Regions from separate parts of the Homo sapiens genome. Here region 1 is linked to region 2. A link is a contact called in ENCODE Hi-C data. All regions are on one chromosome and are shown on one strand. The core of a region is the stretch at or near the end of the contact, and the rest is flanking DNA. Distances in the headings are between cores, read along the strand shown. Region 1 overlaps MEGF9 (multiple EGF like domains 9). Region 2 has its middle 58 kb from the start of TLR4.

Region 1 (4,812 bases), core at 136-2,635, 3.0 Mb after region 2:
CGTGCTTAATAAAGAAAATCTAGAAAAATACAGGAGTAGAAAGGGGTAAAAAATCATCCTAGGAAATCTCTCATTAAGATTTTTAGGCTGGGCTCCGTGGCTCAAGTCTGTAATCCCAGGACTTTGGGAGGCCGAGATGGGTGGATCACCTAATGTCAGGAGTTCAAGATCAGCCTGGCCACCATGGTGAAACCCCGTGTCTACTAAAAATACAAAAATTAGCTGGGCGTGTGATGGTGGGCGCCTGTAATCCCAGCTACTTGGGAGGCTGAAGCAGAAGAATCGCTTGAACCCGGGAGCCAGAGGTTGCAGTGAGCCGAGATCGTGCCATGTACTCCAGCCTGGTGACAGAGCAAGACTCGGTCTCAAAAAAAAAAAAAAGATTTTTAGTACTTCTCTTTGTAATCTTTCCTCATTTACAGGGGTTTGGCTTTTGTTTTTTAACTAGTCTAATTATATGGCATAAGTTATTTTATACCTTGCTTCTTTCACTTTCTCATATTGCTATATATCATTCTTTAAAACATTTTATCAGCCAGGCACAGTGGCTCACATCTGTAATCCCACCACTTTAGGAGGCCGAGGCAGGCGGATCACCTGAGGTCAGGAGTTCGAGACCAGCCTGCCCAACATGGCAAAACCCCGTCTCTACTAAAAATACAAAAAATTAGCCGGGCGTGGTGGTGGGCGCCTGTAATCCCAGCTACTTGGGAGGCTGAGGCAGGAGAATCGCTTGAACCCAGGAGGTGGAGGTTGCAGTGAGCCGAGATCGCGCCACCATACTCCAGCCTGGGCAACAAGGGTGAAACTCTGTTTCAGAAAAAACAAAACAAAACAAAACATTTTATCGAGAACATAGTAACAGTTACCATTTACTGATTACTTGTGATGGACCAGGCACTATATAAAGGCTGTACAAGTGTATTGCATTTAATCTTCACGACAACCCACTAGGCAGTTACTGCTATTATATCAAATTTATAGATGAAGAAACAGATTAAGCAACTTGCTCAAGGTAAGGTCAACATTTGGTTTTCTGTGTTTTTAATAATATACTGCCTAGATAACAGTATTTACTTAATACCCTATTGTGAGAAATTGGGTTGCCTAACTTTTTAAAATTGTAACTACCATTTTGGTGAGCATCTCTGAATATAACCTTCTTAAGAATTTAGAATTCTTTCCTTAGAATAGATTCCTGGAAATAGAACTACCAGATCAAAGAACAATTTTTAAGATTTCTAATACTTACTGTCAAATTGCTTTCCAAAATGTTTATCCAAATATATCTTACCACAAAAAAAGAGTACTTTGAAAATCTACTTCAATCTAAAACACAAGGTATAGCAAAACAGTAGAGGGGGTGAAAATAGGACTGTGAAAACACAGTAAGTGGCCACCAGAGGGCAACCTTATCACAGCACTGTTGAAAATAAAGTCACTTGACGAGAGTGGTTTTATATAAAGCTTGTAATTTTAAATACAGTATTTGCACTCCTTCACGTTGGATTCCACTTTTATTATAATTCCAAACAAAGAACCCATTTATTTCTCTCACTACTAGCTGCTTTTAGAAACCATAACCATGAAAAGAATTATTTTGCCTTAAATTATCTCCAGAGAAAGGACAGGTCAGCACTTACATGACAGTAAAGACAGTGGCCTCGTTGCCTTAAGAAAAATTAAAACTGAGAATCAGCAATGTAGACTGCTTTTCGGTACTGTAAAAGATCTAGGGAGTAATTTTAATCGACTCAGTATAATGAAGTATTCCTGTTGTTACTCAGTATTGAAAATAATCTTTCCTCTGTACGCCTTTCCATTCATTTGTTCATTTATTTGATAAAAATTTAGTGAGTAGTTACTATATGCTAAAGCTCCATGCTAGAGATTGTGTATACAATGGTGAAAAAAAAAAGTTCTTGCCCTCATGAGTGAGCCATATGTGACTCAGAATCACAAATAAATATACAATTACAAACTGTGAAAAGTGCTATGAAAAAATACAAGTATATGTGAGAGCATATAATAAGGAAATTACCATTAAGCCTAGAGCATCAGGAAATGCTTTCTAATGAAGTGGCCTTTAATTGACGACTCGAGGGAAGAATGTGATTTAATAAGGCAGAGGGGTCAAGGATGGAGGTAGAGGTGGATTAGAAAAACCATTCTTGGCAGAGGAAAGATCATATATGAGAACCCTGGGACCAGGGAACATGCCTTGTTTTAGAAATAAAAGCCAGTCTGACTGGATCACAGATGTAAAGAAAAAGAACGCCACAAGATAAAACTGGCAAATAGGCAGAGACAAGATCGCATAAAAGAAAAAAAAAACAATTTCTTCTAAATCAATTTGTTTTACTATAGAGTATTTGAATGAAGAATAAAACTTTCAACCGATTTTTCCAGGGTACTTTTGACTTCAAGTATTTTGCCACCCTGTTCTCATAAAAACACTTGTACTTGTCAGACTAGTGTGTCCTGATTTTTTTTGCTTGTTTGTTTGGGAAAAAAAATGTTTCCAAGGAAGGATACTTAATTCTTACATTTAGGAAAACTAAGATCAGAAGTTAATTGGCTTTAGTTTTTAATGGTTTGACTAAGTTTGCCTAAATGTGGTTTTCTTTGTTTTATATTGCTTAGGGTTTGCTGAACTTTCTGAATCTGTCGGTTGACACCTTTAATCCATTTGGAAAATTCATGGCCATTTTCTCTTCAGATATTACTGGGATCCAGTATCACTTTCCTCTCTTTTTAGATCTCCAATTACATTTATGCTAAACCTTTTGGCTGTGTCCCACATCTTCCCTGCTCTGTTCTTTCCATTATATTTTCTCGAAATGCTTCAGTTTGGATATTTTTAATTGTACTGTATTCAAGTCTTCTAACTTTGTCTTCACTGTGTACAATCTACTGTTAGATTAATGCAATGAGTTATTAATTCACATGTTGTATTTTTCAGTTCCAGTTTGTTCATTTGATATTTTAGAGATTCCAATTTCTATTGACATTTTGCCTCTCTTCACCTATTTTGTCTGATTTTCCCTTTATTGTATGAAAATACTAACTTTAGTCAAGTCTTTCTAAGTTGACTCTAACACCTAGATCACCTAAAGGTCTGCTTCCATTGCTCATTTTTTTTCTCTTTGGTATTGGTCACATTTTTCTGTCTTTGCATTGTCCAGTATTTTTTATTGTATGCCGGACACAGTATATAAAAGAACCAGAGAGGGCTCCCCTTTCATCTGTTAGGCAGATATAATGAGAGAATTACTTCAATCCAATCAGAAGGTGAGGCGGCTTGAGGGTGGACTGTAATTTTAGTATGAGTTAATCAACTTCTGGTTCCTTACTATTTCTTGGTCAGAGCCTAGCAAGCCTGTGTCTCCTTAGCCCTAAAAGACTGTGAGAGATTTGTATTGGCCTTTGGTAATTTGAGCTTAGGTCCCACTGCATGCACCCTCAGAGTCTGAAGACATCTTGAGGGGGAGATAATTGAATGTCATAGCAGGCCCTCTCTTTCTAAAGGGATTTTGTCTCCTCAGCACAAGACTGAAAGAGAAAGAGATTTTTTTCTACCTTTCTGGCCCAGCCTTCCATCTTTTGCATAGTCGGCTAATATCCTGTGGGAAAGCTGGCCTTGTGTTTGGGGATCCTCTTGTTTCCAACCATCATGCAAGCCTCAAATGACTGCCAAAAACATTTCTTGTATCTCTTTCCTAAAGAATTCCTTTGCTTGGGTCTAGCTCATTCTTTGCCTATGCTCAGAATCAGCAAATGTCCCCTGGAAAGACAATGGCTGGTGATCATCAGTTTACCTAGGAAGAGTTCCAACCTTTCTGGAATTTTAGTTCCTATAGTTCTCCTTGCCTCCATAGGTATATGACTTTTTTTTTTTTTTTTTAATTTACGTACTTTTTCAAGTTTGTTGTAGCAGGAGTTTGGCTTGCTGTGATCTAGTACATCCTACTTAGAAGATAAAGGCCCTTCCAAACTATTTCAGAAGAATCAACCTATAGCTGAAAGATTTCCAAATTAAAAGAACAGTGGAATAATTACATGACAAAGTTAAGGAAAGTACGTACCTGTGAGGGCATCGCAACTGGCAGACCGATTATTGCATTGGCAGGGCAAGCAGCCATTCTTACTAAAGCCATAATATCCATCTTGGCATCGGTCACATATAGAGCCAATGACACCCACTTTGCACTGGCATTTCCCAGAACTGCAAATAAAAGCAAAGACAATGAATAAAAGTAAATCAATTTAAAAGTTGTATTGAGTAACACCCCAGAAGGGAAAGAAAGCCCAGCTCATGTAAATCATATATACTTACCATATCTCAAAGCCTTGTGTCCAAATAAATCACCTATCAAATTCTGTATTGCTATTAAAAGCTGTCTAGTGTATTGCATAATGCAATTTCTTAGCTAACAAATAATTTTACAGAAAATTTAAAATGGAGGCATTTGAAAGCAGGAGTAATAATGATGATGCAATGAGCTATCATTTATTGAGGGCTTATGTCAATAAATATATTTTTTCTCTAATCCTCAAGGTAGTTCTACCTGGTGAGGGTCATAATACTTATTTTACTACTGAGAAAATTCAGATAAAGTTACTGTCCTCAGCTAGTAAGTCAAGTCTATTCATACAAAGCCAGACTTTTCCCCACCATACTATCTACTCCTAAGATTGACTCTAAATTGGTACAAGAAATTTGTCTGCCAAATAACTTGATATCCACTTAGGTATCAAGCTTCATTCTGTAGATCCAAAGCATTACAATTCACCATCTATATAGGTCCTGAC
Region 2 (4,847 bases), core at 26-2,525:
AACTTGATAGCGGCTTCTTCTGAAACCAGGTGAAGAATTCGTGGCTAATATTGCCACAATTTGTTGTTTACTGTTCCTATCTGCTTTGTAACACCTGCACTATGCTGTCCTTCTTGCATCTCAAACAACATCCTCTCCTTTATCTAGAGCCAGATTTGTTTGGCTGTTAATGTGATTTGCCTCTAAGAAACATTCTCTGAAAAGTCCAGAACAGCCTATGTTTAACCTTAGTAGCCTTTGATACGTCTTTTTGCAGCATGCTTATGTCAGGACATAAAAAGTCTGAATGTGAATTACGAATGGAGTTGTGTGCCATTTGTCGTTCACAACTGCTCTGTGGTCAATTTGTTTTCTTATTGACTTTTTTTTCTGTTCTCATCTGTTATTTTCCAGATATTTATTGGGTACCTAATACTGTGTATTATTACCTTGGAATAAGTGGAAAAAGAATATAACTATAGTGCATCTTGTCTCTTAAAGCAGAGTCAAAATTCCTCTAGTAAAAGTCAGTTTTGTTTAGGCTTACCTCGTCATCTACCTGAATGGACCTTAGTGATTTGTTTAATTCAATCCTCTCTTTATATAGTTGAGAAAACTAAGGCTCCTAGAGGAAAAAGTGACTGACTCAAGGGTACGCAGCTCCCATGGGTGTAACCTAATTCTGATTCCTACTCCAGGGTTTCTTACCTATATGCTGCACAGTGCCCAACACTGTGCAGAAAAGAGGAAGGAAGAGGTCATCAGGGCAAGTTAAGCAGGGTAGCTAAGAAATTAGTGAGTCATTTATTTGCTGTATTTTCTCCATTCAATATATACTTTTTAAAGACTCGTTACTATTTGTGAGGTGTGAAAAAAACAGTCTCTGCCATCTGCCAGTTCACTTCCTGGTAGGGGAGAGAAATCCACACACATTTAATTTGCATACAGTTTAGAATTTTGGTAAGTGCTACGATCACAATAAATAAAATGAAACGTGTTTGAAGGTCAGAGATTAATTGTGTTTGGTCCTATGAGCAAGTTTCTTACATTTTAGAACTTAGAGTACACGAGGGAAGAGGCATTCCATGAAAAGGGGCTAGCGGAGGAACATAAGTGTAAAAGGCCTCCAAATATAGTTTGCAGCATATACCAGCAGCAAAGACAGGAAAGTACCCCACTTAGGATCTGCTGGAGGTTAATCCTGATCTTACGCCACTTCCCATTTAAGGTTTCATTGGTTTTCACGTAAGTGTGCATGGATGCAGTGTTAGCTCTGGCCACATGATGGCGGTGCAGGGCCACAAAAGGGTCGCAAAGCCTCTGAACTAATTTTGAAGGTTGTGTTTGTAAAAAATGCCGGGAAGGAAGAAGGGTGCCCCAGACCAGGGGTCAGAGCGGCTTGGAGGGGCTTCTGGGAGAAGACAGCAGCCCTCAGATCTGGAGAGGCGGGTGCCATTATTCTGAACCTCTGGTCTGTTCAGAAACTCCGGAAATAATTTAGATGTTACATAACCTGTAGCCAGTGAAGAAAGCAGCCCTTTTGAATAGTACCCATTTAAAAAAATAAGAAGGCTTATAATACCCCACCTCCCAGTTTCCCTGAATGCTTTCCTTCTCTGTCAGGGTTGTGCCTGTGGTGCCTTGTTGCCACTTTGGTTGAGTAAAATGAGAGGTAGTTATCCAATGTGTTGGGAAAAGGAATAAATTGTTTCTTAATTACAGTACCCCTCAGACAGTATACGGAGAGGGAAAGGACACTAGTCCAAAACCCTTTGATCTGGGCTTGCCTTGCTCAGGCCACTTGCTTGGTTTTTCTCATCTCTTGAGTATATGGCGTGGGGGGTGGTTTTGTGTGTGTGTGTGTGTGTGTAATGGTGTGTGGTTGTGCGATTGCACCTATGTGTAGTGGAGGGAATAGAGATACATGTGGTGGTGCTGGCACAGGCCATAGCTAAGGGCATTTTTGGCTCTGTGTAGAGTCTGGGATAGAGAAAGAGGAAGAGAGTGAGAGAGAGAGAGAGAGAGAGACAGAGACAGAGAAAGAGGGAATGAATTCCCAGAAGATTCCTGGGGTTAAGGAAATGATTTGATTAAAATCTCTGGCAAAGAGTGAGTTTTGAAATCGATTATTTAACCCATGTTCTTCCCTGACTTCTCACTTTTCAGTCCACCCCTGCATGCTGTCTGTGCCTGTCTTGTTCTTTCTGTCTTGGCAGCCACTCCTGTCTCCTCTCTTTCAATCTCTATTACCCTCAGTTTCCATCCTCTTTTCTGTTGCTTTCAAATAAAAGCTTTGTGGGAGAGAAAGAGGGCCTAGGGTCAGACTATACAGTGCCCCCAAGAAAAGGAAGAAAAGAATGATGGAAGAATCCCTGCTGTCTGTGTGGCTGGGGGTGGTGGGGGAAGCAATGTTGGAAGAGAGGGATGATAAATAGATAAGCCCCCACGTTGAGGAGGCTGCTGTCCAGGAGAAATCCTGCTTCAGAAGAGGAGGAAACAAATAAAGACAAATGTCCAGGAGCTGGAAATGGGTGGAGTTGATGAGATGGGGTGTTTGTTTGCGTGTGGAAATTGTAGCTTCTCTCTCTTTTCATTCTACAAAGACAGAACTTCTCAATTTTTAAGTCACAATACATTTCCAGAAATCATTTATTTCTAAACATTACCAGTCAAATCCCCCATTCCTTTCTGCTTTTAGAATTTGAGTGAGATTGATTTGTGTTTTTAATTTTAAAGGGCAGAAAAACAGGCTGTTCAAGTGTTCCGCTGGCATGGGAATTCCGGGCATGGTCTTTGTCCTCCTCCCTTCATTCTTTCCCACTCCCTCTTTTCTGCCCCCTCATCCACACCAGGGAGGGTCCCCAGGATGCCAAGATAATAATTTTGATTTGGTTTTATTTTTATATTTATAATGCAACGTAAATTTTTTTCCAGAATTGATATTTGTAAAGACCATTTTCAAATATACACAAGTCAGAGAGGCAGCGTGGGTGGGATTTGAGAAAGAATGTGTTGTTTTTCTCTGTTATCATTATTATTTACTAACCTTTTATTCAAGCACTGTAATGGAAGATCGACAAAACAACTCTCATCCCATAATCAATTATAGCTGGAAGACAATAAATAGCTATTCAACGTTTCTTTCATGTTCTGGAAAAAATGGATATATTGACTGCCTTTAAAGTTGGGGCCCTTCCATAGACGCTGGGTGGGCTGTTGTAATTGGCTCTTCTAATCCCATAATCTTTATGAGCTTGGCATAGATGAACATAACAAAAATCATGATAAAAACAATAATTTACTTTGGTGTTAGCTGTTAGAGTTTGTAAAACAATGGCATAGGCATTATGAAATTGAATTATTTCAACTGCCCTGTGAGATAGTAATTATTTTCCCCATTTTGTCAATGAGGCAACTGTGATTCAGCCAGACTGAACTTGGGCCAGCATTCCCCTCACTACATCCAAGCAGCAGCAGCCTAACGCATCCTCTTTCTGCAGATGTACAGACCAAGTCTAAATGAGGTGGCACACATTCAACGAGGGTAAGGTAGGATGGGTACAAAATGCCCACAGATGCCCCAGGAAGCAGACCAAGAGCAGGGAAGTCATTTGGAAACAGACCTTCTTTCAAGTTCTGACTTCACTCTTACTAGATCAAAAGCTGTGGACATAAGACATGACTTTTTCAAACTTTAGTTTTTTCAACTATACAATGAGGATAAATGTGCCTGCCTTTTGAGAAGATTAAATGAGATGAAATTAAATGAAATGAAATGATGTAAAGTGTTTAGTATGGATTCCACACATGCTGGTTGTTATTATGCCACATACCGTCTACATGAACCATCCATTCCGAGACCTCTTATTTTATTTTTTTATTTTTTTATTTCTTTTTTGAGACGGAGTCTCACTTTGCCTTGTCACCCAGACTGGAGTGCAGTGGTGCAATCTCGGTTCACTGCACCCTCCACCTCCCCAGGTTCAAGCGATTCTCCTGCCTCGGCCTCCTGAGTAGCTGGGATTACAGGCACATGCCACCATGCCTGGCTAATTTTTGTATTTTCTAGTAGAGATGGGGTTTTGTCATGTTGGCCAGACTGGTCTCAAATTCCTGACCTCGGTGATCCACCCACCTTGGCCTTGCAAAGTGCTGAGATTACAGGCATGAGACACCATGCCCAGCCTCCTAGACCTTCTTTCAACCAATATCAGACACAAGGGAGAGAGAAACTGTATTATTTATCTATTGCTGCATAACAAATTATCTCAAAATGTAGCAACTTAAAACCATGATAAACTCTGCCACCTTTCATAGTTATGTGAATCAGAATTTAAGGAGAGGCTTATGGGTGATCATGGCTCAGCATCTCTCAGGAGGTGGTAGCCAAAATGTTGGCCTGGGCCATAGTCATCTAAGGGCTCACCTGTGGTTGGGGTATCTGTCTCCCAGGTGGCTCAACTGTCAGGTCCATGATGACTGCTGTGAATGGCCCCAGTTCCTGGTCATCTGGATTTCTCCATAGGGCTGTTTGCTGAATTCCTTCACAGTATGGTGGCTGGCTCCTTACAAAAAGAGCCATCCAAGAGAGCAAGATGGAACCTGCAGTGTTGTTTATGGCTTATCTTAAAAGTCAAACCACCATCTTCACAACATCTTACAGGTGACATTGGTCAGCTCTACCCAGTATGGAAGTAGTCTGCACAGGGGCACACTATCAATCAAGTAGAATAACAAAGGGCAATCTTGGAAGCTGGCTGCTGCAAAGCCTCCTCCTGCAAAGCCTGCAAATCCTGCTCCTACTCTAGACTCATAGTTTTTTACTAAGAATTTGTTTTGGGAATGCCTCAGTCTTTTTAGTTAAATGG

Evidence for each region. A loop is a pair of places that touch in the nucleus more often than their neighbours do. Pooled maps may share reads with other maps.
Region 1: a loop to region 2 is called in a map of HCT116, with 18 times the contacts of the local background. The contact joins two enhancer-like sites. A Hi-C loop is called at or near these places in 2 of 168 maps with a recorded cell type or tissue (CD8-positive, alpha-beta T cell and HCT116) and 6 of 50 pooled maps.

What each region holds. Positions count from the first base shown.
Region 1 is chr9:120,618,531-120,623,342 of GRCh38, forward strand. MEGF9 (multiple EGF like domains 9) reads right to left here. Exons shown (of 6, transcript NM_001080497.3): 3 at 4,086-4,225. Among named protein-coding and RNA genes, the nearest start is that of CDK5RAP2, 41 kb to the left of the region's middle. Within about 2 kb of position 1,386, at least 3 of the 41 ENCODE cell types and tissues checked have a DNase peak (open chromatin) inside an H3K27ac peak, as active enhancers do.
Region 2 is chr9:117,643,581-117,648,427 of GRCh38, forward strand. No RefSeq gene overlaps it. Among named protein-coding and RNA genes, the nearest start is that of TLR4, 58 kb to the right of the region's middle. Within about 2 kb of position 1,276, at least 10 of the 41 ENCODE cell types and tissues checked have a DNase peak (open chromatin) inside an H3K27ac peak, as active enhancers do.